Regions from separate parts of the Homo sapiens genome. Here regions 1, 2, 3, 4, 5 and 6 are each linked to region 7. Evidence: chromatin loops called from intact Hi-C (ENCODE). Cell type or tissue: heart left ventricle. All regions are shown on one strand.

The links. Hi-C counts contacts between places; a loop is a spot of excess contacts. Peaks named below come from ENCODE experiments on the same cell type or tissue, not always from the same donor. Only the 100,000 strongest peaks of a DNase experiment are listed, where the experiment ranks them.
Region 1: it touches region 7 in a loop (4-fold over the local background); 50 of 110 quality-filtered maps call a loop at or near these places.
Region 2: a loop joins it to region 7, with 2.2 times the contacts of the local background. A loop is called at or near these places in 14 of 110 quality-filtered maps.
Region 3: it touches region 7 in a loop (7-fold over the local background); 48 of 110 quality-filtered maps call a loop at or near these places.
Region 4: a loop joins it to region 7, with 2.5 times the contacts of the local background. A loop is called at or near these places in 43 of 110 quality-filtered maps.
Region 5: a loop joins it to region 7, with 13 times the contacts of the local background. A loop is called at or near these places in 73 of 110 quality-filtered maps.
Region 6: it touches region 7 in a loop (4-fold over the local background); 7 of 110 quality-filtered maps call a loop at or near these places.

Annotation. Positions count from the first base shown.
Region 1 is chr5:135,885,608-135,889,607 of GRCh38, reverse strand. It overlaps SLC25A48 (solute carrier family 25 member 48), which reads right to left. Exons shown (of 8, transcript NM_001349336.2): 8 at 971-1,576. Among named protein-coding and RNA genes, the nearest start is that of IL9, 8.2 kb to the left of the region's middle. In heart left ventricle, CTCF peaks have their summits at 1,859 and 2,064 (motif pointing left); a DNase peak (open chromatin) is centred at 2,017; H3K27me3 peaks cover 1,651 bases.
Region 2 is chr5:135,975,106-135,979,105 of GRCh38, reverse strand. No RefSeq gene overlaps it. Among named protein-coding and RNA genes, the nearest start is that of LECT2, 22 kb to the right of the region's middle. RefSeq lists an enhancer at 3,319-3,820. In heart left ventricle, a CTCF peak has its summit at 1,506; a DNase peak (open chromatin) is centred at 1,505; H3K27ac peaks cover 295 bases.
Region 3 is chr5:136,171,921-136,175,920 of GRCh38, reverse strand. It overlaps SMAD5 (SMAD family member 5), which reads right to left. Exons shown (of 8, transcript NM_005903.7): 6 at 3,266-3,487; 7 at 1,289-1,545. Among named protein-coding and RNA genes, the nearest start is that of SMIM32, 19 kb to the left of the region's middle. In heart left ventricle, a CTCF peak has its summit at 1,668 (motif pointing right); no DNase peak of the experiment used is centred here.
Region 4 is chr5:136,130,579-136,134,578 of GRCh38, reverse strand. SMAD5 (SMAD family member 5) reads right to left here and starts at 1,734. Exons shown (of 8, transcript NM_005903.7): 1 at 1,617-1,734. SMAD5-AS1 (SMAD5 antisense RNA 1) reads left to right here. Exons shown (of 2, transcript NR_026763.1): 1 at 1-1,229. RefSeq lists a silencer at 1,381-2,020 and enhancers at 2,331-2,380, 2,411-2,470. In heart left ventricle, no CTCF peak of the experiment used is centred here; DNase peaks (open chromatin) are centred at 748, 1,328 and 1,768; H3K4me3 peaks cover 2,513 bases; H3K27ac peaks cover 1,907 bases.
Region 5 is chr5:135,943,271-135,947,270 of GRCh38, reverse strand. It overlaps LECT2 (leukocyte cell derived chemotaxin 2), which reads left to right. Exons shown (of 4, transcript NM_002302.3): 4 at 1-367. Among named protein-coding and RNA genes, the nearest start is that of LECT2, 9.7 kb to the left of the region's middle. In heart left ventricle, a CTCF peak has its summit at 2,137 (motif pointing left); no DNase peak of the experiment used is centred here.
Region 6 is chr5:136,210,539-136,214,538 of GRCh38, reverse strand. It overlaps TRPC7 (transient receptor potential cation channel subfamily C member 7), which reads left to right. Exons shown (of 12, transcript NM_020389.3): 12 at 935-1,794. The coding sequence ends at 1,104. It overlaps TRPC7-AS1 (TRPC7 antisense RNA 1), which reads right to left and starts at 491. Exons shown (of 2, transcript NR_046708.1): 1 at 116-491. In heart left ventricle, CTCF peaks have their summits at 1,936 and 2,168 (motif pointing right); a DNase peak (open chromatin) is centred at 2,188; H3K27me3 peaks cover 2,688 bases.
Region 7 is chr5:136,080,712-136,084,711 of GRCh38, reverse strand. No RefSeq gene overlaps it. Among named protein-coding and RNA genes, the nearest start is that of SMAD5, 50 kb to the left of the region's middle. In heart left ventricle, a CTCF peak has its summit at 2,064 (motif pointing right); no DNase peak of the experiment used is centred here; H3K4me3 peaks cover 529 bases; H3K27ac peaks cover 1,079 bases.

The DNA.
Region 1 (4,000 bases), 200 kb after region 7:
ACATTCTTGTTTTGTTCCTGATTTTAGTGGGAAAGGATCCAGTCATTCACGATTAAATATTAATATGATGTGAGCTGTGGACTTTTCATAAATGCTCAGTATCAGGCTGAGAAAATTCCCTTTTATTCTCAGTCTGTTGAGCACTTTTATCATGAATGAGATTGGACTGTGTCTGATGTATTTTCTGCACTTATTGGTATAGAGGTTATTGATACAGAAGTTAATTCTTGGCTTTAGAGTTTCCAGTGGTAACCTTCCTAGCCCTGGGATAGAAAGTAACTCCTTGGACTATGGAAGAGAAGTCCGAGAGGAGAGGATGATGGCAGACACTATTGAGTTCCCTGGAGAAGAGCTCTCTGCCTGGCCCCCAGCAGAGCCTCGGGGTAGAGGGCAGAACTCCTGGGGAGGGTAGAAAACCAAGAGTGAAGGGCACATGAGCTGTATCCCCTGAATGGCCTGGGAGATGACACGAAAAGAGAATGCCTCTTGCCACCACACCTAAGGTGTGGTATAGGGAGGACCACCCACTGGCCCTAGGAAGCTGGGCTTGATGCAGCCCCCTGAATAGTTTCAACGGAGAAACCAAAGATTTTCACACAGGGCAGAGAGGGGCACTGATGTGTCTTGGAGGATGGTAAGGCTGGAGAGGCCTTGGGATGGGCACATATGTCAGGCTCGGACCACGGGACAGGGACCAAATGGGACTGAAGATGCTTATACAGAAGCCACCCTGGAGGGAAAGCCATGCCCAGGACTAGCCAGGAAGAACACCAGGGTAGGACAGAGCACCTCCCAGGACCCTGAAGCCTCTCCCTAAATCCCAAACCTCCCAGATCTAAAGTCAACCCCAGGGGAAGGTGGAGAAGGAAAAAATCTTGAACTGGGCATTTAACTTGGAATTTCGAAGTTTTACCCTGAAATGGCAAAATTATTTTTTTCTGTCATCAGCTTGAAAAAAATCTCAATTTAGTTAATAAAAAATAAAGAAACTTTCATTTATTTGCTGCAGACCTGAGGATGTGATTTAATCACTCAACAGACACTAATAAGTGCACAGTGAGGAGCACGCACTGGACTCAGCGTGCGGTGAGGAAGGCGCTACCGCTGTCCTCAGGATCCACGGGTGCAGGAGCGGGGAAAAACCTGGTCGGTGCTGAGAGGAGACTGGAGGCACGGGGACGTGTTACTTGAGACTGGAGGGAGTGGCTGAGCCCAGAGCTCACTGGCCCCTCCCCATCCTCAGACAGAGGAGTGAAGCAACGTTTCTCTGGGTGGTTTCTGGCTCCCTGGTGCTCATGGTCAGGACTTCTCAGCTGGACCAAACATTTCTTGGAAAGCTCTTTGATGCCAGCCTAGCAGAGTGGGCATTGGGGATCAGAACCTTGGAGGGCTTGAATCAGTGACTCATGAGGCATCCCAGGCATCAGAAGGGCCACGTCAGTGTCTGCACCATCCTAGCCCACGCTTGCTAATTGATGTCCACTTGGAGGTCCAAAGGCCAAACATCTGCAGCTCTCAGGGCTTCACATGCAGAGATGAGGCCCAGGGAACACTGTAGTCATCCTGTGTTCACCTCCTGGAAACAGCAAACAACCCAGACTCAGAGAAGAAGGCAGGCAAAGAACAGAAACCAGAAAAATCACACCAGGCCACCCCTTCCTCTAACCCCTATGTTTTGCACTTTACAGTTTACAAAAACACTTTTGCACTTGATTCTTGTGGAAGCTGTGCAAAGTAGGTAAGGGAGACCAGTGTGGCCATTTTACAGATGGCTCAGGGGGCACTGCTGCCTGCAAGAGCACAGGGGGCACTGCTGCCTGCAAGAGCACAGGTGGCTGATGGCCTGCGTGAAACTGGAACCCAAGGGGAAGGCCTCCCTAATGTGAAGTTCTTGCCACCACAGAGAAGGAAAAGGGCAACGCCAAGGGAGATGGTGAGACCCAGGAAACAGGAAAAGAAGTGTCACGGGGCCCAGGTGTTCTCACCACAGGGCCAAGATCGTGCACTCCCAGACGCGGATTCCTGCGGAGGGTTTAGTTGACCTCTACTGCCACCAAGTGGTGGTTCTGCAGGGTATCAGCCTTTGGGCGAGGGATATGTATATACACACATATATATGTGTGTGTGTGTATATGTACACACACACACACACACATATGTATTTTTTCCCCTGTAGGGCAGCAGTTCTCAAAGAGGACCCACGAGGTCAAAACCACTTTCATAGAACACTAAGATGTTATCTGCTCTTTTCAATCTTATGTTCTCACAAGCATACGGTGGAGTTTCCCAAAGGCTATAATGCAAGTGATAACCCATAGACTAAAAGCAAAAGCAGACAGAGGAACACAATTGCCCTCTGTTTAAGCCAGACTTCGCCGCAAAAACGGAAAACGCAAGTCTTCTCGTTAATTATATTGGTTTAGAAAGAATCGTTATTTTCATAGAATGTTATTTATGTTAAAATGTCATGGGTTTATTATTATACCTAAATGGATAAATATTTTTGAAATTCTGTTTGAATTTCCAGTAATTGTTGGTAAATATATAAGCAGTTGTTCTTCGAGGTCCTTAATAATTTTCAGGAGTGAAAGGGGCTGCTGTTGAGGACTGCTGCTGTATGGTAATGATTTTTGTTCTTCTTTTCATCTTTCCTGGTAAGGCAAATTGGCCAACCCTGAAGCCCCCCAACTCCAAGGCACAGACACCAAAACTGGTGCTTGGCTTGGAATTCTGTTTTGTTTTCATCCTTCTTAAAAATAGGATTCCATTTGTTTAAAGACTTTCCTGACCATGACAACAGAAATTAATGCCTGATACTAAGCTCCCTGAGGGCAGGGTCCCTGCCATTGTCACCCAATGCCTGTAACAGCACTGGCCACAGTCAGACTACACACACACACACACACTCTCTCTCTCTCTCTCTCTCTCTCTCTCACACACACACACACACACACACACATATATATATTTTATATATATATATATATATATATATATATATATATATATATATATATATTTGGTTAAATAGAACCATAATGTGTTGATGGAGGAAGACTCACAAGCTGTTGGCCCAACTATTCCACAAGATTGCCCTCTCCAGAAAAATCTAAGAGGAAGCAGATCCATTGCTGGCTGACCCCTCCCAGATCTGGCTACCTCATGAGATTTGTTTGGGCTGGAGCTGAGTTTCTTCAATAAAGCCGAGTTTCATTCATTGCAGCCCAGGTGCTCCTGAGTGGGAGTGAAGGTGCAGAAGATGTGCTGAGGCATTGTCTGCCCAGCATGGAGGAGGGCGGGGGGAGGGGGTGTGGCAGGGGCTGTTACTCAGAGCTGGGCTGAGGCTGGGCAGCGAGGAAGAGCCAGCCCGCAGCCTGGAAAACAAGTATCCAGCAGGGAGCCCTAGCTCTGCAATAAGGTGTGCTTTTATTTTAAGAAATTATAAAAACAATATATGTGTGCTGTAAAAAAATTAAAACATTACAATAATCACCATCATCAAATCACCATCATTATAGTGATGTACAAAGAAATCACCAACATCAAATTCGGAACTGAAAGCCTTCTCCCAATCCCACATCCCAGAAATAGCCACTATTAAATTTGGTGTGTATCCTTCAAGGGTTTTTCAATGCCCATATAATTACCCATATACGATATATATTTTAAAATGAAAATGAATAACATCATATATGTTATTCTGCCCCTCCATTTCTGCACTTACAATGTTGCTGACATATTTCCATGACAATATATGTGAGATCTATCTCATTCTTTTTAGTGGCTGTTTGTTCAACCCCCTCTTCTATTGATAGGCATTTAGAAACTTTCTGAATTTTCATTATTACAAACAATTCTCAATTAACATGGTCATGCTTGCATTTTTGCCCATTAATTTATGCTTCCTTTATTCTAAACCCTGTTCATTCTTGCTGCTATGCTGAATCTAAGGATTGGGAAGACTCAGCCCTGGCTCTGAAGGGGGGCACAGGCCAGTGAG
Region 2 (4,000 bases), 110 kb after region 7:
TCCACTCCCTGGGTTCAAACAATTCTCCTGCCTCAGCCTCCAGAGTAGCTGGGATTACAGGTACCCGCCACCACACCCAGATAATTTTTGTATTTTTAATAGAGATGAGGTTTCACCATGTTGGCCAGGCTGGTCTCGAACTCCTGGCCTCAAGTGATCCACCCACCTCAGCGTCCCAAAATGCTGGGATTACAGGTGTGAGCCACTGCGCCTGGCCCACACTTTAAAATTTGGAGGCAAAGAGAGTCATCACGAGAAAATAATCTGTTTTTGAAGAATATCATAGACTTTTTTTTTTACAAATAATTTGTAAAATATTTTGGTTTATGCATTCATCTCACAAAAACATTATTTGTATAGAGGTGATTACGATGCAGTTACTAACACATCTATAGCTGCATACACTTTTAATAGTACATTTACATAATAGATGTGAAATAGAACATTTAGCTGGCTCCTATGAATATCAACATGAAGACAACTAGTGCGTAAGACTGATAAAAAAAACAAAAGCTAACATTCCTGAGGTACTTCCTATCAGGCAGGTTCTGTGCTAAGTGGTTTATATGCTTTATCTCACCCAATGGGAGATTCTACTATGGTCTCCAATTTCAGCAGAGGAAAGGGAGGTGTGGGAAGGGGATGTTACTTGCCCAAATCCTTGTGGCTCTTGAGAAGTGGAGCTGGGACTTGAGTCCAGGTCTGCTGGCTCCAGATCCTGTCTCTGTAGCACCAGATGGCACGGCCTCGGATTAAGTGAGACATACATGCTATGAGAGCTTCGTCCACTGCTTGACCCATACTGAGCAGCCAATAAAGGCTTACACAAAAGCAGACTAAGGCAGGCTGCAATCCACACCCCATCCACAGCACTGAAGGCTCCCAGAGCACAGTTAAGGTAATGAAAGGTGCTGGGAACCTCTGGTTGAGGGTCCCTTTTTGGTGCTACCTCTGCCTGTCAGTTATCTACGAGTTTCAACCCTGCCTAAGTCACTGAGGGGCTGGATGGCTACGGGACCAATCCCTTCTTTCTGGACTGGACTTTCTTCTGTAAAAGAAGAGGATTTGACTAGAACGATTCCTAAGCTTTCTCCCCGCTCTGAACTTCTACCACCCAAGTCATCTCTAAGCTTTTGCGTGTGAAAATTAGTCCAGAAGCCCAGGGAGGCCCGTACCCGCCCTGAACATGTAGGAAGGGATTAACCATCCTAATAAAAAAGACAGCAGTGCTCTATGAAGATCAGCATTTTCCACCAAGGATGAACTTTGTTTCAATGGCAACAGGCCATGGTGGCAAAACTGCAAACTTCTAGTGTGGGCATGACTCAAAACCAGAGGGCCAGGGCAGACCTTTAGAATAGCTGATGGAATCGAATTATTCCACCGACTTTCACAATCCTGGCCATTTCAGCCCCACATGCGTCAGTCAGGATTGGAAATTGACGCAGGCTGTGGGGCTCTGGAGTGCTGAGGCAGAAGCGCCGAAGTCCGCTCAGCGGCGCCCACTAGCGGAAGGCCACAGAGCGGCGGTGCAACGGGACGGCTCAGGGCTCCAACTGCTCTGCACTGTGAAGCTGCAAGTCCTCCCTTGCATCATCGCACAGGGAAACGGAGGGAGAAAGGCCACCAGCTCCTTAGAGGCAGAGTTGACCTCTTGGCGGCCATTATGGTCCATGAAGAAATTCCCTCTGTACAATACACTAATTTTTCTTCATCATAACCTAACACATAGTATTTATTTATTGCAAGATGCTGGTCACCGTATTAAAAGATAATACAAATTTATTCAATTTTTTAATCCAAGAAAATGTAAAACATCTGAAGAAAATCTTGGTTCTTTTGATTCTGTCATAGTTTAATAACTGTGCAAATGAATGCTTGGGATCCCTGCTCCCATGAATATTTTATTAGGGGCAAATGGTTTATAGAGATAATATTGGAAATAAGAATTATTTGACAGATATTTTAAACATTTCATGGGTGACTGGGACGCATATTGCAAATTCTCAAACATCAAAAATCTGACAAAGTTCACCAAATAGTCTCAAAATAAGTTTATGGTAGTAATGTCATTTATTTACTGGATAACTAACCAACACTTAAAAAAGTTAAGCATGTTTGGGTTAAAGTAGCGTTTGACCATGTTAGGGAAGCCCAGTTCTTATCCTTAGAGAGGTTGCATTCTCACAGGTAAATGAGATCTATACAAAGGATACAACATAAGACTATAATTCTGAAATAATTTAAGTGTCCTAGAAAAATGTTCTGAAGGAGTTCAGAGAAGGAGTGCAGAAAATCTAAAAACAAGTAGGAGAACCTCATGGAGTGAGTAGGACTTGAGTTGAAACTTAAAGGATGGGAAGGGCATTTAAGTAGAAGGGAAGGAAGAGAAGAGCGTGTTCGGGGTAGTCAAAACTCATAAGGACGTATGGTGATGATTGGTACAGGAAGGTGTTTCAGGAAAGAAAGTGGGTATTCAGAGCCCTCCTGCCATGGCTTACCTCATTTATGGCTTTAGCCTCTAAAACTTCTCCCTTGTTGTCAGTTGGCTTCTTTCTTGCCTTTTATTTATTTATTTGCCTCTTTTCTAGTCTAGAACTCATGGTCAAGCTTGCTGAACATGTGCTTTAGCGACCTTGCTACCTCCTTGTGCTGTGGCTCCTGGGCAGCCAAACACTAGAGGAGAGGGCGCTGGGAAGCCAGGCTGTGTGGCAATTCTTTTGACCAGTTGCCATACATCAGCTGCAGTGACCAGCCCAAACGTGTTTAACTCAAACTCACATTCATTTCCTCGCCATCCTCACACCTTCTACTTACCTCATCTCGGGAGACTGGGGCTATTCTACATGAGCTCCCCAACGTACCTCGTCTCCACTTTAAATTGTTTCTTGATTTTCATTCTTTCTTCACCTGTGTCCCAAACCACTCCCTCGCATTTACACATCACCTCCTCAGGTGAGGCTCAATCGTTAGGTCCTCTGACTCTCCCATTTGAAGTGTCTCACAAAGGAGAGCACTGTCTTTGCTTTCAGGCATTCTGTGCTTTAGGTGAATGTGAAACATACAATGGAAAAATCTCTGTTACACGTATTCAGCCCCGGAGCTCCCGTGATTCCCAGAGAGTGGGTATTAGAAGTGATCCCAAAGAGACCGCCCCTGGGAAGGGAGAATGGATATAGATGACAGCCTCCTGGAGTCAAGGTCAAACAGTCATCACTTAACTTGTCTGAGCTTCAGTTTTAGCACAAGCAAAGAGCAAGAACAAATGAAGCAGTAAGTGCAGAAGCGAAAAGGTGCTTTGTTCTCTTTAAAAGAAGCACACTGAGGAATGAAGTCCCCTGAACTGCTAAATGGAAGATTTACATGCAATCCTTCTGCCTTTGGCGAGGCAAAGTTTTTTATTTTTTTAAACAACAAACTTTTGGGAAGAAAGGAACAAACTGCAACTTTTGACAATGAAAAAATATTCCAAAATATTTGATATTGAGCAACAAAAGCACTCAGCCATTTAATAGGTGATTGGTGTTTCAAAAACCATGGGTAAAAAAATCTCTTTCAGCTAACATGGCTCTTAAATGATCCATTGGAACAGGCTTTGTTATTCGTTATTGAAAATGTGGAGATCTCGCTAACCTGAGTTTCTCTCCCTTGGTGGGAGTCTCTCTGCTTGCTCCAGCATACCACCCACTCTTCGCTTTTCTCTGGTAGCCCTTCTGTTTCTGTATGGTTTGGCCCTGGGAAAATAAAGACACATGCAGAGTGCTCACAAAATGCAAAACATGCTAATGAATGTGGGAATTAGGGATGTTTCCCTGGCTCAATCCTTTCATTACGTCTTATTTTTCCTGTAACTCCTCATCAAAACTTTAAATTAAACAGGCCATATGGAAAAAGCTTTCAATGAGATTGTAATTAGGTATATAAAGCTTTCATAAATTAAACCAAGAACAGGAAATTTTTTTTGAAATCCCATGAAGGCACTCACAGCGGCAGGCTCCTA
Region 3 (4,000 bases), 91 kb before region 7:
ATGGTAGTCTTGGCCCAGGAAAACTGGGTTGGGGAGGGAGGGCGGTCAGGGGAGTGAAGAACATTGGGGAGTGGAGATTAAAATAAATATGCAAAAGTCACATTACTGTACAAGAAGGCAGAAATACCTTCAGGGTAACCAGTAAACTGATGTATACAATAGATCTACAGCAAAGTATCATGAAAACACTGGACTGGGGCTGAATACCAAAAAGAAAAAAACCCATGCACAGCGTGTGACAGGTGCTCTTCTTGTGCTAAATTCTTAAGAACCATGTAGATACAGTACAGATTGCTTAAATATGTAGATACAGTACAGATTGCTTAAATACATGACTAAAATTCTTTTCAGATTTTAAGCACAAATCTTTGGAATGTCAATACAGTCAGGTGAAGAGAGTAGATGAAAAACTTGAAAAGTTCCTTTGAACTTTGCAAATCCTTAATATTAAGGTTGGTGGAAAAGTAATTGTGGCTTCTGCCATTACTTTTAATAACAGTACTTAGCTAGGAATGAAATAATTTTAGTATTCTAAAGAATTCTGCCAAGTCACCCTAATGAAATCTAGTAATAATAATCAAAACTGTTGAAGTTAAGAGACTCAAATAGCAATTTTAATATTAAATGCTGATATGATTTGGCTGTGTCCTCACCCAAATCTCATCTTAAATTGTAGCTCCCATAATTCCCACATGTTGTGGAAAGGACCCAGTGGGAGATAACTGAATCATGGGGGCAGTTTCCCCCATACTGTTCTCACAGTAGTGAATAAAGTCTCATAAGATCCGATAGTTTTATAAGGGGTTTCCCCTTTCATTTGGCTCTCATTCTCTCTTGCCTGCCGCCATGTAAGATATGACTTTGCTCCTCCTTCACCTTCCGCCATGATTGTGAGGCTTCCCCAGCCACGTGGAACTGTGAGTTCATTAAACCTCTTTTTCTTCATAAATTACCCAGTCTTGAGTATGTCTATTAGCAGCATGAAAATGGACTAATACAAATGCTTTCTAGAAATTTAGTCTTTTAACTAAAATTCCTTATAATCTCAGCCCCTATTCAATATCAAAATCAATATCAATCATGCATTTTATAATGTCTAGATTACAAAATGAAATCTTAGATCTATTATGTAGTTAAAATTACAAATTCAATAATTTTATTTAAAAACCTGTTAAATCAGGCCAAAAGCAATTATCAACTTTCATTTAACAATTTTTAAAAATTATAACCTAAAGTCATAATATACACATTTATAGTGACTCAAATTATGTTAGAGGTCACAACTCACCTTGACAAAACTCATCCGAATGGTACACATTTTGGTGAGCTCATATACTGCCTCAAACCCATGGTTGACAGATTGAGCCAGAAGCTGAGCAAACTCCTGATTGTTAAAAATTTTGAGGCTGCAGCTGCTGGGAATCTTACAGACAGTGGTGGGATGAAAGCCATGATGAAAGTTGCAGTTCCTACTCTGTACAAATATGCTGCTGTCACTGAGGCATTCCGCATACACCTCTCCACCAACATAGTACAGATGAACACCTTAAAAAGACAAACATCACAAGAGTCAGCTAAAAGAATCATTACAATGAAACCAAATAGACTGTATGGTGCAACAAAAGTACCCATTAATCCACAGCAAACTTCCAGCAGTCTTTAGACAGAAGTTACCACTAGATGGCCTTCTGCTGCCAAAGATAATCAAGAGGTTAATGTCTGCCTGCATCTACAAGAGAAGCCTCAAATAGGCAGCAGATTAAGTTATCCATTTTTAGGTTGTTCTCTTTTTCCTTTCCCAACAATCATTTATCATCTCTATGAGAGAAAGAGAGGGCTAAAAAAAAAAAACCCCAAATCATCTTTTGATGAGTCCTTTCAAATAAATCCTCAGTGCTATCAACTATCATAAACAGTCATTTGACAGACTTTTGCACTCTTTGTGCTAACAAAGAGGACAGCAACACTAAAAAAAAACCAAAGTTACATATATAATTTCAGGTCATAAGAAGAGCTTTGAAATGGCAGATTTATCTTACTTAAAATTTTTTTATATTTAAAAATATATATGTTCCTTTGCAAGATGTGAGGGCAAAAAAAATAAAAATTTTAAAAATATATAAATATGTGGAAATAGTTTTAACATTAAATATTCAAATTATATAACTAAAGCTAGTCACCTAGTATTTTCCCAACATATCCCTCCACCACCCCAAAACTAACCCATGAAAGAAAAGGTCCTAGAACTATATGCTGGGGAAAAAGAAAAAACTGATTCTAGAATTTCAAAATTCACAAAATAGATTTCCCTTAAATTACTTCTACTGTGATGGAAGAAAAAAAAAATCAATGCCTAGAAGTGAGGCACTTCACTGAAAAAACTAAGGCAAGTTGGCAGTAAACTCAAGACAATGAAAACTTTGTTTCGTAACTTATTTTTGGCCGCAGGATTTTTTTGAATCACTTCTATAAGAAATCCTATCACAATTATATTTATTTACCTTTTATTCCTATTTTGGACCAAGATGCCCTCAAGTTAAAGAAGCAAAATGCAGCAAGGGGTAAAAACAAAACTTCTCAAGAAACAGGCAATACACTTTACCTGGGATGGGTTTCCTTCCTGATCACTTGATGCATGAGACTTTGACATTTTATTGCAGTATGAAAAGGGCCCGGTTTGTTATGGCAACTATCTGCAGGATGAATTATTAATAAAACCTTATTGCCTAAATTTAAAAGATGGGAGCAGTGGTGGTGAAGCCACTGGAGTATCATTCACACTAGATTTCCCATTTCTAATTCCGCTCCTCTCACATCATGGTAACACTTACAAGTCATCTCAACCCAAAATACTCCACAAATACCTTAATTATAAAATTCTAATCCTTCACCAGCATTCATACACAATATTCCATAAATATGTGTTGTGTATTTACAATGAGGCACTCTTCTAGCTACTGGGGATACTGCTGTGAACAAAGCAAGTTCCTGTACAGCTTATGTTCCAGTCAGGGTAACACTCAAAAAACAAAGTGGTAGTATGATTTCAGATCCTTAGCACTGGGAAGAAACACTAAGCAGGACAAAAAAATGAGGGAACATCATGTCTTTATTTGATTAATACATTCTTCAATATCGGCAACTTAAGGCAGAGGCCACGTGTCAAACTTCTTTGTATGTTTCTAGCACCTTTCACAATGCATGGTTCATGGCAAGTACAACAAATGATTGAATTCGATTAAATGTAGGAAAATGACAAGATTACCTTTTCCAATATGTCGCCTAGTGTTTTCAATTGTCGAATTACGATTAACATTTGACAACAAACCCAAGCAGAATCTACTTTTGTTATTTGAAGGATCTGTGAATCCATCTACTAACACACTAGTAGAAGATGCATGAAAAGCTTCTCCAACACGATTGTTTAATTCATAGTAGACTATTGAACACCAATGTTTAGGCTCTTCATAGGCAACAGGCTGAACATCTGTGAACAAACCAGACACAGAAAGAGTTTAATACATATCAGAAACTCAGATTGTCCATGTGTTTATCTTTTAACCCAACCCAAGTATTACATGAAAAAGAAAATTTTCAGATATTTCACAAGTCTCACTGTCCTTCCTAGCTGTGAATCTATATCCGAAAACAAGCACTAGAAATCAGCTTGAATATGACAATTTAAAAAGTTATAGAAATACCAGGATCGGCAATAGTCGTAGCTTGCTCAGGCTATAAAATACCGTAAGGCTGAGTGGCTTAAACAACAGAAATTTATTTCTCACAGGTCTGGGGGCTGGGAAGTCCAAGATCAAGGTGCCAGAAGATTTGGTAACTAGTGAGGACCTGCTTCCTGGCTTGCAGACAGCTGCTTTCTCACTGTGTGCTCATATGGCCCCTCCTCAGTGCATGCTCTTAGAGAAAGATCTGTTTCTTTTCCTCTTCTTATAAGGGAACTAATCTCATTATGACAATCCCACTCTCAAGCCTAATTATTTCC
Region 4 (4,000 bases), 50 kb before region 7:
TATACATCTGCAAATAGCTCCTTAAATTTGGAACACTAATTTCATAATGATATTTGGATCCATAAATGTGAAACTGTCACACTGAATGTAGGTACTGTTTTCCCCACAATGGATACTACTGCATTGGCATCTAGCAGAAATTGTAAGCTATTTGGAATGTTACTAAACCTACTGGGACTAAGGTTTTCAATCTTTTGTCTTTCAAATTAAAATTAAAAACTAATTCACTCTGGGCAATTCAGGTACTCTAAGGAAATTCAAGTACTCTAGTTTTAAATACGAATTTTCAAAAACGCAACCCAAGTACCCTTTCCTCTCAACTTCTGTGAGGCCAAGCCACGACCTCCACCTATTCAATCTTTGCTGCTAGATAACAACCCTTTTGGTAGTGCTAGGCAACAGGCATGATGTGACAAACCTAGACATCAAAACTTTTCCACAGAAAGATAAGGTAAACAAGATATACTTAGCGCCACACCCATTTAAATGCACAAGCAACCAAAATTGCTCCCTCCCCCCGCAACACCCCCCCCCCCCCCCCAAAGCTCCAGCTGGTCAGGAAACATTGTCTTTACAATCAAGATAAACATCTGGCTCAGGGTGTTCAGCCATTCCTCACCTACAGGCTTGCCTAAGCCCCATTCTCCAATGCCATCACCACCAGAACCGGAACATTCTGTTGGGAAGCCGGCAAACGTCCAAATACCCCAAGTATCCTCGCCCGAGTTCTGCAACCAAAAATCTGTTTTGGCTACTGAGCATGCTCAGACTTAAGACGGGCGCGCCACATGGGAGTTTTCAAAGCTTAGGCTCCAAACTCCACGTAGTAACAGCAGCTGAAAGGAGGAGAGGGGAAAAGGGGAGGGGAAGAGACTGGAATATTAATTTGAGCCCTGATATTGAAGTATAGGACCCGGCCAGCGGCTGAATATGGTGAAGGCAAAAAGACGCTGCTTTGGCATTCTCTTTGCAGCACAGAGAAGTTTACATGAAGTAGAAGAAATCCTTGCAGTGGTGAAAACTGACATGGCAAGTGGCAGAAACCAGGTCTAACTACCAGCTGATTGCAGTAGCCGGTCACAACTGCCCAGAGTGTAATTCCCACCGATAAGCGCGGATCCTTATCTTTGAAACACAAAGCGACGGCGGCACGGATTCATCAAGCCATTGGACAGCTTCGCAGTGCAGCAGCCCAGGCTGCCCGGCCGAGCACCGCAGTCCTATCAAGGGTGTGTATCCAGGGTGGTACATCCGATGAGTTAGGAAAGCAAACCGCTCCCCAGGACAGCGCGGGGTCAGGGGGTCCCCTCCAGGGCGTCCCAGACGCCTCCCTCCAAAGTCTGGGCGGTAACAGCGGGGCTGGGACGAGGGCCAGCCCCGGCCCCGCCTCAGGACGCCCCGGGCAGCCAGCGAGGCCTCCGCAGCCGCTGGGCCGCACCGTGTCCGCCAGCCGGGACCCCGGCAGGCCAGGACTCGGCCTACCTCCCGCCCGACAGGCCCTGGGTCGTTTCCGCTCCGTCCGCGGCCGAACGCCCCCGCCTCGGCCCGAGTCCGCCGGGGCAGAGCCTGCAGCCCCCAGTTCCCCTCGCCCGCGCGCGCCGGGGACCCTCACTCACTCGCGAGCCGGCTAGGCGCGCTCTCCCGACGCCGTCGCTGCGCTTCTCCTCGCTGCAACTTTATTAGCAGCTCGGCCGCGGGACACGCGCACGGCGCCCGCTCGCCCAGGACCCGGATGAGGGAGGGAGGGAGAGGGAGCCCGGGAGGACGCCCGCTGGGGTCGGCGCATGCGCGCCAGAGGCGGAGTGACCGCTGCGGGACCGAGGGAGGGGTGTCTTGCCCGGGCGGCTGAAAGAAGCCTCCGCGCCGGGCTCCGCGCCGGCCAACGCCGACTTCCGATCAGCTGGAGGCCTTCGCGTCGATGGCCAGGCCTGGGAATGGGAATCAGATAGCTCCCACCACCACCACAGTAGGCGCTAGAAGCTTCCACTAACCAAATCAGTATACATTGTAATAAAATTAAGTAATTGTCCTTGACACAGACAACTGGAGGTTTTCTGTCACATACAAAGTGTAAACAAAAACATCTTCAGATACGACTTAGCTACTTTTATTGATCTGTAATACAAATCTGAATGAAGAGTCTTCTTTCTGTGCAAAGTAGCTTCAAAACATGTTTCTGAGCATCTTACAGCTTCTTACTAGATGCAGCACTAAAACCCCTCCCACGGGGCAATCCTGGAACCCTTGAGGGCCTGTGGAAATGGAGCGAGTGCCCACCCTGGAGTTCCAGGAGTGGGACTGCCCATACACTGGATCGCAACCCCAGTTGTTCAAGACACATAGCCTCTCCACCTCCTTGTGGGGAGGGAGATCCCGTGGGGACCCAGCCCCTGGACAGGCGGGGCCACTGAGTTGCAGAGACACCATCCATAGGCTTATATACACCACCCCATCTCCTGGACTCTCTTTTCTAAGTAATTGGAGCTCTTCTCGATGCTTTTTCCTCCAAATTTCCAAAACCGTCAGTATTTCCTAGAATATAATATTGGTACCACATAGGGTACCCGATTTGAATAGTACTAGTAAGAAAAAGCTTTTGAATAATTTTGTTTTTATTTGAAAAGGTCAATACTGGCTCTCCAATGTTCTATTATAGGTTTTCTTTTTAAAATAAGTAAAAATCAAAATCGGGGTCATTTTGGAATGCTCTTTGACACCCTAATCCAATCCATCAGAAATTCTACTGACTCTTTCTTCAAAATTTATCCTAAATCTGACCATTTCTCACACCTCAATTGCCACCTCCATGGCCCGAGCCAGGGTCATCTCATCTGACACACAAATGGCGCAGCCACTATTTTGCTCCAGGCTCTAGAAGTTTATTTCTGTGGAGAAGAAACTAAATAAATGTCCAGAAGTCTCTGCATTAGGGGTGGCCATCTGAAATGGTGACAGAGGGCTAGTAAAGGAGTGAAGGGGAAGTGGGGGAAGAGACCAGAGAGTGAGTGTCTAGTTCCAGAGACCAAAGGGGTCACTGCTATTTCATTCCAGCCAACTGTTACCATAGGGAAATGTGGGAATAAGGACCCAGTGTTGGCAGATATTCTGATTTTTCAAGCAAAGCTGGAAATTTAGATTTTTATGTGAAAATCTCAATTATATCTGTTTAGCAACTTCTTTCTATTTTTCTCTCTCTTTGCCTGTCTCCTGCCCGCCCCCCACCCCGCTCCCTTCCTCTCACTCTGTTAGACATTCTGGAGGCCAACTACATGCAAGCCAAACAAAACAAATCCATGGTCCCGATTTAGCCTACTGGCCACCAGTTTGCAATTTCAGGTCTCCATCTTAAACTTCTTTACTACATCATAAACTTTGAGAAAGTAAAGTCTGTGTACTTTAACTCTTTGTCACACTCACTGATTATTTGTTGTTAATTCAGAAGTTTCCAGCCCTTGGAAGGCAAATATTTCTGGAGCCTGCATGGGTTTACAACTCCCAGAAGTGCATATAATCCTGCCTTGGAGGATACGTTTTTTTTTTTTCCAGAACTGATGTTTGCAGAGTGCTTTGTTGAACATTATAGGACATAACAATTTGGTTTAAATATTTTGTATAGTAGAGATACTCCTCACTTCAAACAGCCAATAAAATCCTTCCCAAAACAAATTATTTGCTGTTTTGCAGTCACTGTACATACGTCAGAAGAATTTGTGATTACAAGATTCCTTTTCATAATCACATATGTAATCTCATAGCCAACAGTTTTGCTTCCTAAGTTATGTGTCCACATACTGATCAAATCAGCCAGCAACTCCAGCCTCTCCAACTTGCTATTTGAGCTCAGTTTAGGTCTAAAGTTGGAAGAGATAACATAGAAGAGAGGAATGGAGATTTTAGTACCACACCAGCAGCCTTCCGAAGGTCTAAGAAATTACCTAGACCTCAAAGACTATGGAAAATCAGAGGGATCACTAAATATCTATACAGTCAAAAACATTAT
Region 5 (4,000 bases), 140 kb after region 7:
CCCTTCTCTTCAAGAAATTTGTGTTCACAAAGGAAAAATGCATGAAGGGATGGATACCCCATTTTCCATGACATGATTATTACACATTGCATGCCTGTATCAAAACATCTCACGTACCTCATAAACAAATACACCTATGTACCCACAAAAATTTTTTAATTAAAAAAAGGAAATTTGAGTTTAAATAGAAACATGATAAATGCAAGAAAGAAAACATTTTGATTTTAACTCATTGTCACTCTGATGTTCATGTGAACTGGTTGCTTCGGGCTCTTTGATCTGTCACCTATGGAATCTGAGTGGTTTTATTTTTTAGATTTCTCAGTCCCGAAGATCTAAGATAAATAAACAAGAGAACTTACGCTGGGCCAGGCTGCATTTTTGACACCTCTAAAACTAGCAACCTTTCTGCTTGAAAATAAGAAAAAGCCTGAAAGTGTTTCTATGGTACAAGAACAGTGAGTGGTTTATAATGCTAGATTTAGTATACATTTAATACATATTCAATGAATAAGTTGAGTTTAGGTAGTAGACTCTCAGCAATATCCTTAGGTTTATCATATTGGTTGGAGAGAGAGCTGCTTTCATGGATAATAAAGGATTTGCTGGTATTTCCATCCACTCACCCACATGATTATGAATGATGGCAGTCCAAGAAAACATATCCCAAGAAAACAGTGAGGCTGCACTACAGGAAGGACTAGAGTGAGAATGAGGCCTACCTTTATCTGAAGTGTCTCATGGAATTGGGCCTGTCAACTTCATCTAGCCATATGCATATTACAGCTACTTATTTCTACACATCATTGTATTATATCTATGTTATTCTGTCTTAGTTATATTGACAACAGGTACTATGAGGAAACAAGACCATACAAATGTCCAAAGGACCAGAAATAATTCTGGCTCCTTAGAGTTTAGCCAGTTGGTAAGAAATGAATACATTGAACTAATCATTCTGGAAACTTCATGAATTTCTGCTTAAATTTGTTCGGAATGCAGAAAATGCCAGCAGAATGATTATATTCTTATGTGTAGATTGTTAGAGGAAAACATAATTAACTGAAGTTTATTGTTAGAGAAATGGCTGCATTTGTGTATCAGGGCATATGTATGAGAATGTTCATGATATCACTATTTTTCATAGCAAAACCTTCAGTGACCTAAATGCCCATCAACAGTGAAATCCAATAAATAATCTCAAAGTTATAGAATGTAATAGTCAACAGCAGTCACAATAAATGAACTTCAGCTAAACATAATGACCTGAATGAATCATGGCAATATAATTTTAAGTTTTAAAAAGTCCAGAAGATTACATAATGGATGATAATTCTTTTTATAACATTAAAACAGTTAAAATACAATTTCCTTTTTATATAACAAAATCATATACGAAGGCGAGCAAGAAAATAATGAACTCTAGTTAACTCATAACTAGATAGAGAGAACCACACAGAAAGATATAAGTTACTATCAGTGCTGTAGTTTTGCAGTTGGGAGGTGATTTCATGGGTATTTATTATTATGAATAACATGTCACAGAAGCAACAGGACTTGCAGTGGGTGGCCAGGAAGAAAGAGTTATCATGATGACTCTCAGGTAATTGAGAATCTATGTCACACATTTAGCACCTTCTTATATCTATTAGGTTGGTGCAAAAGTAATCACGGTTTTTGCTATTACTTTCAATGGCAAACTATATCTAGCACTGTCTGATTTGAATATGCATCTCCTTGGTACCAAATAACTTTAGGTTGTTTCCAGAAATTTGGCTTTCAAAAAATAAATGCTGTACACCACTGAGGACACACAAAAAGGAAATAGCACATCAGCTCTTAAAGGCAATTTTAAAAGAAACTCTGAAATATTTGCACAATAAAATATAAGCTTAGTTTTCCAAATAATCATCCTTCTGATTATTTAGGAGGCAAAACACAGGTGGATATGGATATTGTTTTAAAAACCAGACTCATGACCTGGAATGGAGAAATTCCTCAAGGTAGAGCAGGGACATTGCCTTCCCCTCAGCCTTCTCACATCTGCTCAATGGAAATGCAAACTTTGGACCAAAGGACTTATTTCTCAGGAAGAACTGGAATACAGCGCCCTCTAGTGCAACAACAAATCCGTGTTATTTTCCCCCTTGTCTTTTAGGTTTGGATGTCAAAACGTTTGACTTAAGCATAAAAATGTTACAAAGGTTTGAATGGCAAAGGGGTAACAGTATGGAGAAACTTACTTTTCATTAGTAACCATGATGATAATATACACTTCAAAAATTGTGATATTATTCTGTCAGGTTTGATAGCTACACATTAATAATGTGAATAAAACCAATATTTACTTTGAAAATGTTTTGAATTATCTGCAAGAGATAAATTTAATAGAAGAAAAAGAAGGAGGTAAGTGGCCAATTTAAGAGGCCAGGCTACAAAAGGAAGAATCCTTGCATCCATTTGACATTTATCACACTCAGTGGCATATTACAGTAATCACATACCTGTTGCCTCTGTGACATGTTATTAATAATAATACCCATGAAAAATAGGCTTGCTTCCTGACTCACCTCTCCCATATTTGGTACAATACAAATGAGGCCAGCAAGGATCACAAGGAAGGAAAAACAAAAAATATGAGCATCCTATTTTTGTGTTTCTTCAGCACAACCTACAGTAAGACCTTTCCCCCATTCTCTCCATTTACCAAATTTTTGCCCACAAAATTATCCAAACTTCTCCAGAATCATCTAACAAATGTAAACACTTTTAACATGAAAAAGTTTGCTTACAGAACTAAAATATTCTCCAAAGACTAAAGTTTGAAACCCACTTAATGTCAAATCCTTTATCTAGAATCCACTAGTTTTAAGTAAACAGTACTTTTCATAGACTTCCAAAGTAGAGACATTTTCATTAGATAAAACATTTAAAATACTCTATAAGTTCTTGTCTTATTTTTGGCTGTTGTAGGAATGTTTTACTCTTCCATTTACTTACCCAGTAAGTCAGGCCAATCAAGGTAATTTACATGAGTTCATGAACTTAGATTTACTCTGAGTTTTGCTCTAAGATTCATTATAGTGCTTAGTTCACTAGGTTCAACTACTGGGCCACTAAAAAGCACAATTTAGAGCAGCACCTTCTTATTCTATGTAGAAGAGGCCAATGGTACTCATCATCTCTCCATACTAGTCGACAATGGGGAGAAACTCACCCCCAACCTCCCTTCTCTAGTCCCTCTGTTTTGCTTCATTATCCTCAGTGCAAACTCCACTGGCATTCTATCACCTAACCATTCGGGTATGTATACTCCCAACTCCTCCTAGAATATATCATGGTAGAGTGATCCCAGGTGAGACCAGAGGCTTATCCCTTCAGAATGTCCACCACTGCTCTGATCCCCAACTCCATCTCTGTTAAGCTATTTCTTTTGTTTGTCCTGTTATCCTAATCAGGTTTTGTTTCATTTTGTTTTGTTTTGTTTTGTTATGAGATGGAGTCTTGCTCTGTTGCCCAGGCTGGAATGCAGTGGCATGATCCCGGCTCACTGCAACCTCCGTCTCCTGGGTTCAAGCAATTCTCCTGCCTCAGCCTCCCAAGTAGCTGGAACTACAGGCGACCACCACCAACCCACGCTAATTTTTGTATTTTTAGTAGAACGGGGTTTCACCATATTGGCCAGGCTGGTCTCAAACTCCTGACCTTGTGATCCACCTGCCTCGGCCTCCCAAAGTGCTGGAATTACAGGCGTGAGCCACCACACCTGGCCCCTAATCAGGTTTTAAGTCCTGTATTATATGATGCTTCTGTATCCTCCTGAAATCTTAAAGTATAAATTGTATTATCTGTAATTGTAGTACCATCCCCGTCCTCAAGAAATTGGTTTTATTTTTTTTAACCAGTAAAATCAGCTCCACTAGCATTTATGGAGTAATTACTAATGTAGCAATACTGCTCTGAGAGGGAGGAACACATAGGTAGATATGAGAAGCCTTAC
Region 6 (4,000 bases), 130 kb before region 7:
ACCATGAAACGGGGGCTCAGTGAAGCATCTGATAAAAACAGGGGGTGTATCCATTTGTCAAAATGGATCAAACTGTACCTTTAAGATCTCTGCCTTTTATGTGTATAGACCATACCTGAAAAATAGACGAGTAATGTTTCCACAGACAGTGGACTCCCACACGAGCCAAGTGCAGTATCTACAGTATTAGGAAAGATCCTTTTGACATCTGTTTGTGGTTAATAAGAAGATTCCCACAGCCTAGACCCATTGGACTTCTAACCACAAGGTTCTCTGTGGAAATAAAAGTGAAAGTCCCTGCTAGGTGGTCCCTCGTTATGGAAGGAGGAGGCGGCAGGCATTGACGAAGCTCCTGTCAGCGAGGTGGTGCTGCTGCTTGTGTGGGCTGAGTGGACCGTGCTCAGGTGGCCAGCTCACTCCCAAGAGGCTGGTCAGCTCCATGGCCACCACGGCTGCATCTGCTGTGCCGAGCCATTCTCTCCAGGCTCCTGGGAGTTTCTCCTCCCTACAAATAACAATGACAGAACAAAACATAGCATCATCAAAAGCAATGCTCTGGTTAATGGGGTTGTTTTCCAGAGTCTTGAAATCTGCCTTTAGTGACTCTGAAACAAACTTTCTAACAAGTATTTTATGAAACAAGTGCTAGACACAATTCACAGCCCTGATCTTGACTCCTCCTTCAAACCCCTAAGGGAAAGGTTTTCCTGGAATGGGAGGAGAAGGGCTTTCTATGGATCGATGTGTCCTTCAGTGGTGGGGGAGCTGGGTGGTTCTGGGTTCAAATAGAGCCCCCCTTGCCTCACCTTCAACCCTGGTGGGCTGGCCCAGGACCCGACATTCCACTGGAAGGATGCACATGCCCACATGTGCATGGGACAAGCCCCGAGCTTCCACCTACTCAGACTCAGCAAAATCTCCTCTGTCCTTGCAGGCGAGCTGAAGGAAATCAAGCAAGATATCTCCAGCCTGCGCTATGAGCTTCTTGAGGAAAAATCTCAAGCTACTGGTGAGCTGGCAGACCTGATTCAACAACTCAGCGAGAAGTTTGGAAAGAACTTAAACAAAGACCACCTGAGGGTGAACAAGGGCAAAGACATTTAGCAGCCCACATCGGCGTCTGTGACTTCTACCAGCATTCCAAGGCCAGGTTGGATGCCCTCGCCCCCATCCTTGGTGGGGAGGGGTCCCCAGCCCACTCCTCTAGGACACGAAGGGGATCTCCTGGCTCAGTCTCTTGCAGCATGACTGACATCTCCAGCCCGCTGGCCTGCCTAGACCCAGAACTGCTGTGAATCTAGGTGGTTGGGTAAGAAAAGCTACCATGGGAGGAGGGGAGGAACAGCCCCCTGACGAGTGTGAGACCTTTGGTCCAGCCACAGTGAAACCCATCCCTGTGGCCAGAGCAGGAAAAGGCCATCTTGGGTGCACACCTGTGCCCTCCCACTGCAGGTGGGACTGCAGCTCTGGCTGTGTCCTGGGAAGACAAACACCTCAACCCACAAACTCCTTCTCACTCCCTCCCTGCCACCCCCAACACATCCAAACAGAACCAGGAGGTGACCTGTGATCTATTCTTAAGTGCCAGATGAGAACACAGCCTAATAGCAAAATAGTTCTATTTGTTTATATAAAAAAAAAGTTTAAAAATCCTAAATTGAAAACTGTACTGTAGGTAGCACTGTTTAGAAAACAACAACAAAATCCAAATGATGTATTTTTACCTTTATTAAGATTATCTTGTATTTACTATTTTTACCTAAAATGGAAAGAAATAAAATTACCTCATAATAACTTCTGTGGATACGCTACCAGGGCCGCCCCACTCGCGGGCCCAGTCTGGAGGTGGCCTTGGGAACCTGTGGCCCAGGGATGCTTCGGGAGGAGAATGGGCCGATGCGGTGGGGGTTGGGTGGGGACGAAGGCACCACCCTCCTTAGAGTCATGCAGCCAGGACCCCCAGAAGCTCCAGCCTCCACCTCCAAGCCCCTCCTCCTGTGCCCAGACCTAAGGTCAGGAAGGAGGTAAAGGAAATGCAGAACAAGTGGAAAGTTTTCTCCCACCCCATTCTAGAACTTTCCTCCATGTGAAAGGAAGGGGAGGGGCAGGAATGAGGCCTCAAAGTGTCCCCCCAACCAAGGAAGAGGCTAAGTGTGAGTGGGGAGAGCAGCCACCAGAGGGCGCTGAGTCCCAAACAATGCCTGTTCGGAGCAGGTGTGCGAAGATGCCATTCATCTTCCAGAAGCTTCCAGAAGAGCCCTCTGCTCCCAAGGAAATATTCCTAGGGCTGGCCAGAAGTATTCAGCTTTTGCCGTGTACCAGGCACTGTGCTCGGGGCTTTGCATGCATCAGTCCACCGGATCCTCACAGCAACCCTGTGAGGAGGGTGATGGTTACAAATTCACATGCCTTGCAGACGTTCTAGAGGGGGGAAGATAAATATATAATAATTATATATATATATATATATGCATGTGTGTATGTGTAAATGTATATATGTATGTATATGTAGAAAGAGGGAGCTTGTGTTTCAAGACATACGTCTTTGTCTTCAGGGGCAAACATTTTTTTTACTTAACTCTGCTATAAGAAACAGCCGATCAGATGAGGCGATAAATAGAAGTGAGGTTGGTGCCAGCATTGATGGGAGTGACGAGGGACGATGACAGACTGCACAGCCGTGCCCTGCCTAAAGCAGGCTGCAGACACTCAGCTCAGCCCATCGTTGCCATAAGGAATATAAGTCCTGTTTTGCCACATCTTCCCAACTGCTGAAAAAAAGAAAAAGTCAACATTTGTTGGGCTCCTGGCCGCCAAGATAGGCAGCAGAAGATGAGACATGGCTCCATGCCTGGGCCTTCCCAACCCAATCTGCACCACCACCTAGTATTCAAGCAAGACAGAAACAGGCATTTGACAGGTACTGGGCATACTGCATATGCAGGGGCACTTGACAGACATAAACTCTGGCCCAGGAGGAGGATCCATAGAGGACCATGGATGGATTTCAAAGAGCCTGCAAGTCCTAAGGTGCCCTTCAGGCTGTGTGCTTGTCTTTGCAATGGGTGCATTGTTCTGGAGAGAACACCTGTAGCTTTTTGCAAGCACTCATCTACACGCCCCCGGCAAGTCCACAAATGAGGAATGACTTTACTCAGCAGCTATGTACTAAGCCCCTTGCCAAGTGCTAGGGACAGAGCCACATGCATCCAGTGTGGCTCCCTTTTTAAACCCAGACTCTGAAAAGGGAGGCTTAAGTGCTTTGTAGGAAGAGCAATTGATTCATCCAGGGGACAAATTGCTAACACTTCTGGAAGACTGCCTTTCAGATCCCTCATTTATCTTTATCAGAATGCTAATCAATACTTCTGAGATGCATTCTTCAATTTCTCTATCTGCCTTCAGCCAAAGGCAGTTAGCAACCCCATTTTCAAACCATGGGGCACACTTTTCCTATCAAACCTAAGTCTCAGATCTACTCCTTATAGAGATAAAGGAAAACCAGTCTCACTGAGTAATTAAAAACTGGGAAAGAAAACTAGTACCATCCATTAGGGTTTTAATGCCATGTCTAGGAGGTAAAGGTAGTCCAGGAATGAATTCATGGCTGTCAGATGGCTATGGGGAAGGGCAGAAGAGAGCCCCTTTTTGGTGGAGAGCTGTTGGAGAGGCCTGGAACTGAGGGCTGGCAGAGATCAGCAGCCTGAAGCAGGGAAAAGGGCTCAGTCATCTTCCAGGCACTACCAGTCTCCCTCACTTGCCCCATCTCTTGGGCCCATGCTAAATTAGCCAGGCAGGGGAAGCAGCGCTTGAAGAAGCCAAACAGCAGGGTGAGGAATGGAACCTGAGAGAGACCCAAGGGCAGATGGGGAGAAAAAAGGACCCAGTCCTCCCTGGAAAGTTCACTAACACTCCTCAAGATGTGCATGCCGCCAGAGGCACCCATCTGTCCCCTGCAGCTCTGCACACTTGCCATCATTCTGTCTACAACTCTAATGTA
Region 7 (4,000 bases):
TTTCCCTTGGTTCCTTCACAGTTCCTTATCACACTGTGGAGAGGTTTCCAGGGAGGGCTCTTTAAAGCATTAGGCTTAGGGCAGGGGCCCCTTTTGCCCAGGACTAAGGCATGCCACCTCCATGAAGCCTTCTGGAATCCTGACTAGCTATCATTTGGAATCCTTGCCTACTATGAATCCCACTTCTTCTGCAACCTTCCTATATGAATTATGCTAGTGAAAACATTCTCTAATGTATTTTCAACTTTTTTTTTTTTTGCCACTGCTTCTTCTCAACAATGTTTAGACATGCTCCAGGCTCCCATCTGAAAAACCTACAACAAGACAAAGCTCTCCCTAGTCCTGAATATCCTTACAACCCTTGCTCCCTCTCTCCTTTCACAGCCCAACTTCCAGAAAGATTTGAACATGCACACTGTGTCCCATGTCCCATTCATTACTCAGCCATCAAAAAGCTGACTCTCAGTCTCACCACTCCTGCCAAGGTGAACAACATACTCCTTGTTGCCACAGTCATTTGGGAGATTGACTGTGTGCAGCCTCTGGCACTGCTGGCCTCACCTCCATCTTGGTCCCTGTTCTGTTGACTTCTCTAATGCCTTGGTTCTAAGCTTTTTCTTCTCTCACAGAACGCTACATACTGATGCTCCTCTGAGATCTCTTTTCTATTCTCTTCTCACTTGTCAGATTGTGCACCTAAATCCAGATGACTTATCCCATTCCCACTGGTAGCCACGTATGCTTGCTCAGGTTGTACACTGCATAACTCTGGAGAGTACCATTGACATCACAGTCATTCTGAAGGGCAACACCCAGATTTGAGTTATGCACAATTTGGCCATATGTGATAGCCTTGCCTGTACATACTCCAAATATATCACTTGACATCCTACAGAACAATGATCTGTTACATGTCCTGGTTGTAAGGCTTTTGAAGGCTGAAATTACCCCCTTAATCAACCCTGAAGGGCTTGGCACAAAGTAGATGATCTTTAAAGGTATGCTGAATAGATGAGCCTGCCACTGAATTTTAGCCAGTATACATTTCTCCACTGAGAAGTACCACCATTGCACAAGCATGAGATTGAACTTCCTTTCAGACTATATGTCCTTTTGGACTAGAGGAAGAGACTGTTTTCTAACCTTCCCCTCACCAGGTACTCCCATTCTTTGAGCCCAACACTAGCTGGACATGCTACTTTACCTTTGAGCCTCAGTTTACTCATCCAGCAAATAAAAGGTTCTACCTTGCAGAGTTTGGTGAAGATTATGGAAGTAAAGTTGTGGAAAGCTCCTCTATCTTCTTTTCACTATTCCAGGGCACTCAGGATAATGCCTCTGACTAAAGGCTACCCCAGGAAAAAATTATTATATTGATCACGAAAGGGCATATGAAGGGCAGGAAACAAAAACCCCAGGAGGTATGTCCTGCCTCACCTGCTGCTAGCCTTCAATTTCAATTCTACTCCAGCTTGTTGGTATCATTTATTAATTAATTCATCCATTCACGTAACAAATGTTGAGCACTTTCTACTGCCAGGTGCTGTGGCAGGCACTGGGAGACAAATAGCATACGTAAGACAGATATGGTCTCTGTCTTCGTGACACTTGTCTCTACCACATTTGGCAATGTCTGGGTTAATGTCTTGTTAATGGTGGAAAGACGTAGGGTGATGCAACAAAGAGTAAGGAGAGTGTGTGGAGAGGAGAGAGGTGGCCTGGCCCTTTAGACAGAGTGTTCAACAAAGAGTTCTCTGAGGTGGTGGCATAAGAATTGAGTGTTAAAGAATGAGATTGGAGGGTGGGGAATCTCTGAGAAAGAGTGAACAGGATGGAAAGGGCATGCCTGAGAAACCAGAGAAGGCAAGGTGGTTGCAGCAGAGCAAAGAAAGAGGAGAGGGGCACCAGGTACTGCCAGAAAGTTAGGTGGGCACCTGATCATCCAGTAAACCCTGTCTGGATTGGATTATAAGAGAGGAGGTCTTTCAAGGTGCTGAGCTGGGAGGGGATGTGATTTGATTTAGAGTGTACAAAGACAGGGGATTTCCTTACTGTCCAGGGACATTTCCCCACCAGGGGGAGCACCTGGAACGCACCCGCTGGGTCCTTTCTGCTGGCCAGTTTTCATTACTAAATCCAGGCTCCAGGCAACGAAGCCAGGGCTGGATCAGATCAGCAGCTGGAAATGGCTAGCGGGGAAATGGTCATTGGCAGTTATTTTTGTAATTGTTTACCGAGACTACTAGGTACCTAGCCTGAATAAAATGTGTTATTTCAGCATAACTTCCCATACCTCCCTCCATCAGGGGTATGTTATCAATAGCCCCATTTTTGGATGACAACTTGGCAATTACAATGAACATATATGCTATTCAGCCCAGCAATTCCACTTCTGAGAGTTTATCCTCACATTCATGAAATTGCCCATGTTCACAAAAAGGCGTGTGCAAAGGTGTTCATTGGAGCGCTATTGGTAAACTCATGGAAAAAAACAAACAAACAAAAAAACCTTCAATGTCTAGCCCTAACAGGGGATGGCAAAACAAATCATGCTTCATGCACTCTTGGGGAGCCATTATAAATAATGAGGGACCTCCCAGGCATGCTGTGGAATTTCCCACAAAGCAGGTGCAGAACAATGTGTACAGTGCAGTCCTTCATATCAAAACACAGCCATAACCCAAATAAAGCTATATATTTTTAATTATCTTTATATAATAGAAAGAGGACTAGAAGGAGACACAGCAAAATTTTAAAAAACAGTGGTTACCTCTGGGGAGAGATCTGGATTGGAAGCTGCAGTTAGGTCAAGGGTGGTGGGCTTTCACTACCTTTATTGTTTTAATTTTTACTGTACTCGTGGTTTTTGTTTAATACAAAATGAATATGAAAAACAATTAAAAAGTTTAAAGCTACACAGCTAGGAAGAGGGGAAGCTGGATTCAAACCCAGGTTGGGACAGCGCAGTTTCTAGTATAATGGGGTCCTACTATCCCCAGTCACTCACTCACTTAAATGTTTATTGAGTGTCTACTGTGGACCAGGCTAGGAACTGAGGAGGATATAGGGAGACAGCAAAGAACAGAATGGAAGATCCCTGTCTAGTGCAGCTTACCAGTTGTTTGAGATACTTTTAAGCAAGACAGGCAGACAGACATACACTACAGGCAACTCTTTCTTGAGAGTTCAAACTTTGGTTCTGTTCCTGAATATGTCACTTTTTGTTAATTCCTAACATTTCAGTTACTTACCACCACTGATTCTCAGTTTATTCATTTGCAAAATGGGGGCAACATTATGGATCTCAGAGTTGTTCCGGCCATGAAATGAGGTAAATGTTTAACCCAGAGCGTGGCACATGGTGTGTGTGTGCTCAACAAACAGGGACATTATTAATATTCTGAAGGTCCCATTTTCTTTGTTAGCAATTTTCTCCATCCAGCTCCTGAATCTTTCAAAAGAAAAGTAGTGTAGACAAGGGGATGGGTTGGGGAAAAAGAGGAATGATTTATTCTCCTTCAGCCTTAACAGAGCGTTTCTCTTGAGCTATGAAGCTTTTAAATCTTCAGCCTGTGATCTCAATTCTGGGCTTACTCCTGGGCCCTAGTGCCCTGCTAATCACTCATTAATTCATTCAACTCCCCACCCAAAGAGGATTTGCTGATGATGAACTCCGTCTCCAGGGTCCAGCCCAGGACCTGGCAAGAAATGAAACCACAGAACCCCTGCCTTTGGCAAGTTCATAGGCTGCTTCGGGGAGATTTTATGGAGGCCTTAGGCTGCCCCCGTCTGCTGGAGAGAACCCCGAAAAGCCTTTGGCGGGGGTACTCCTCAGCAGCCTGGCTGCTGGACCTAGGTAGACGGCCCACACGCCCCCCCGCACCCTCCTGCCTCCCCTCCAGTGGGTGGATTTTGCCCCCTTCCACGGTTCCCGCGCAGGATGCGGGCGGGAGGAACTGAGAGTCCCTCCAGGACACGTTAGCAGGACGCCTGGCGCAGA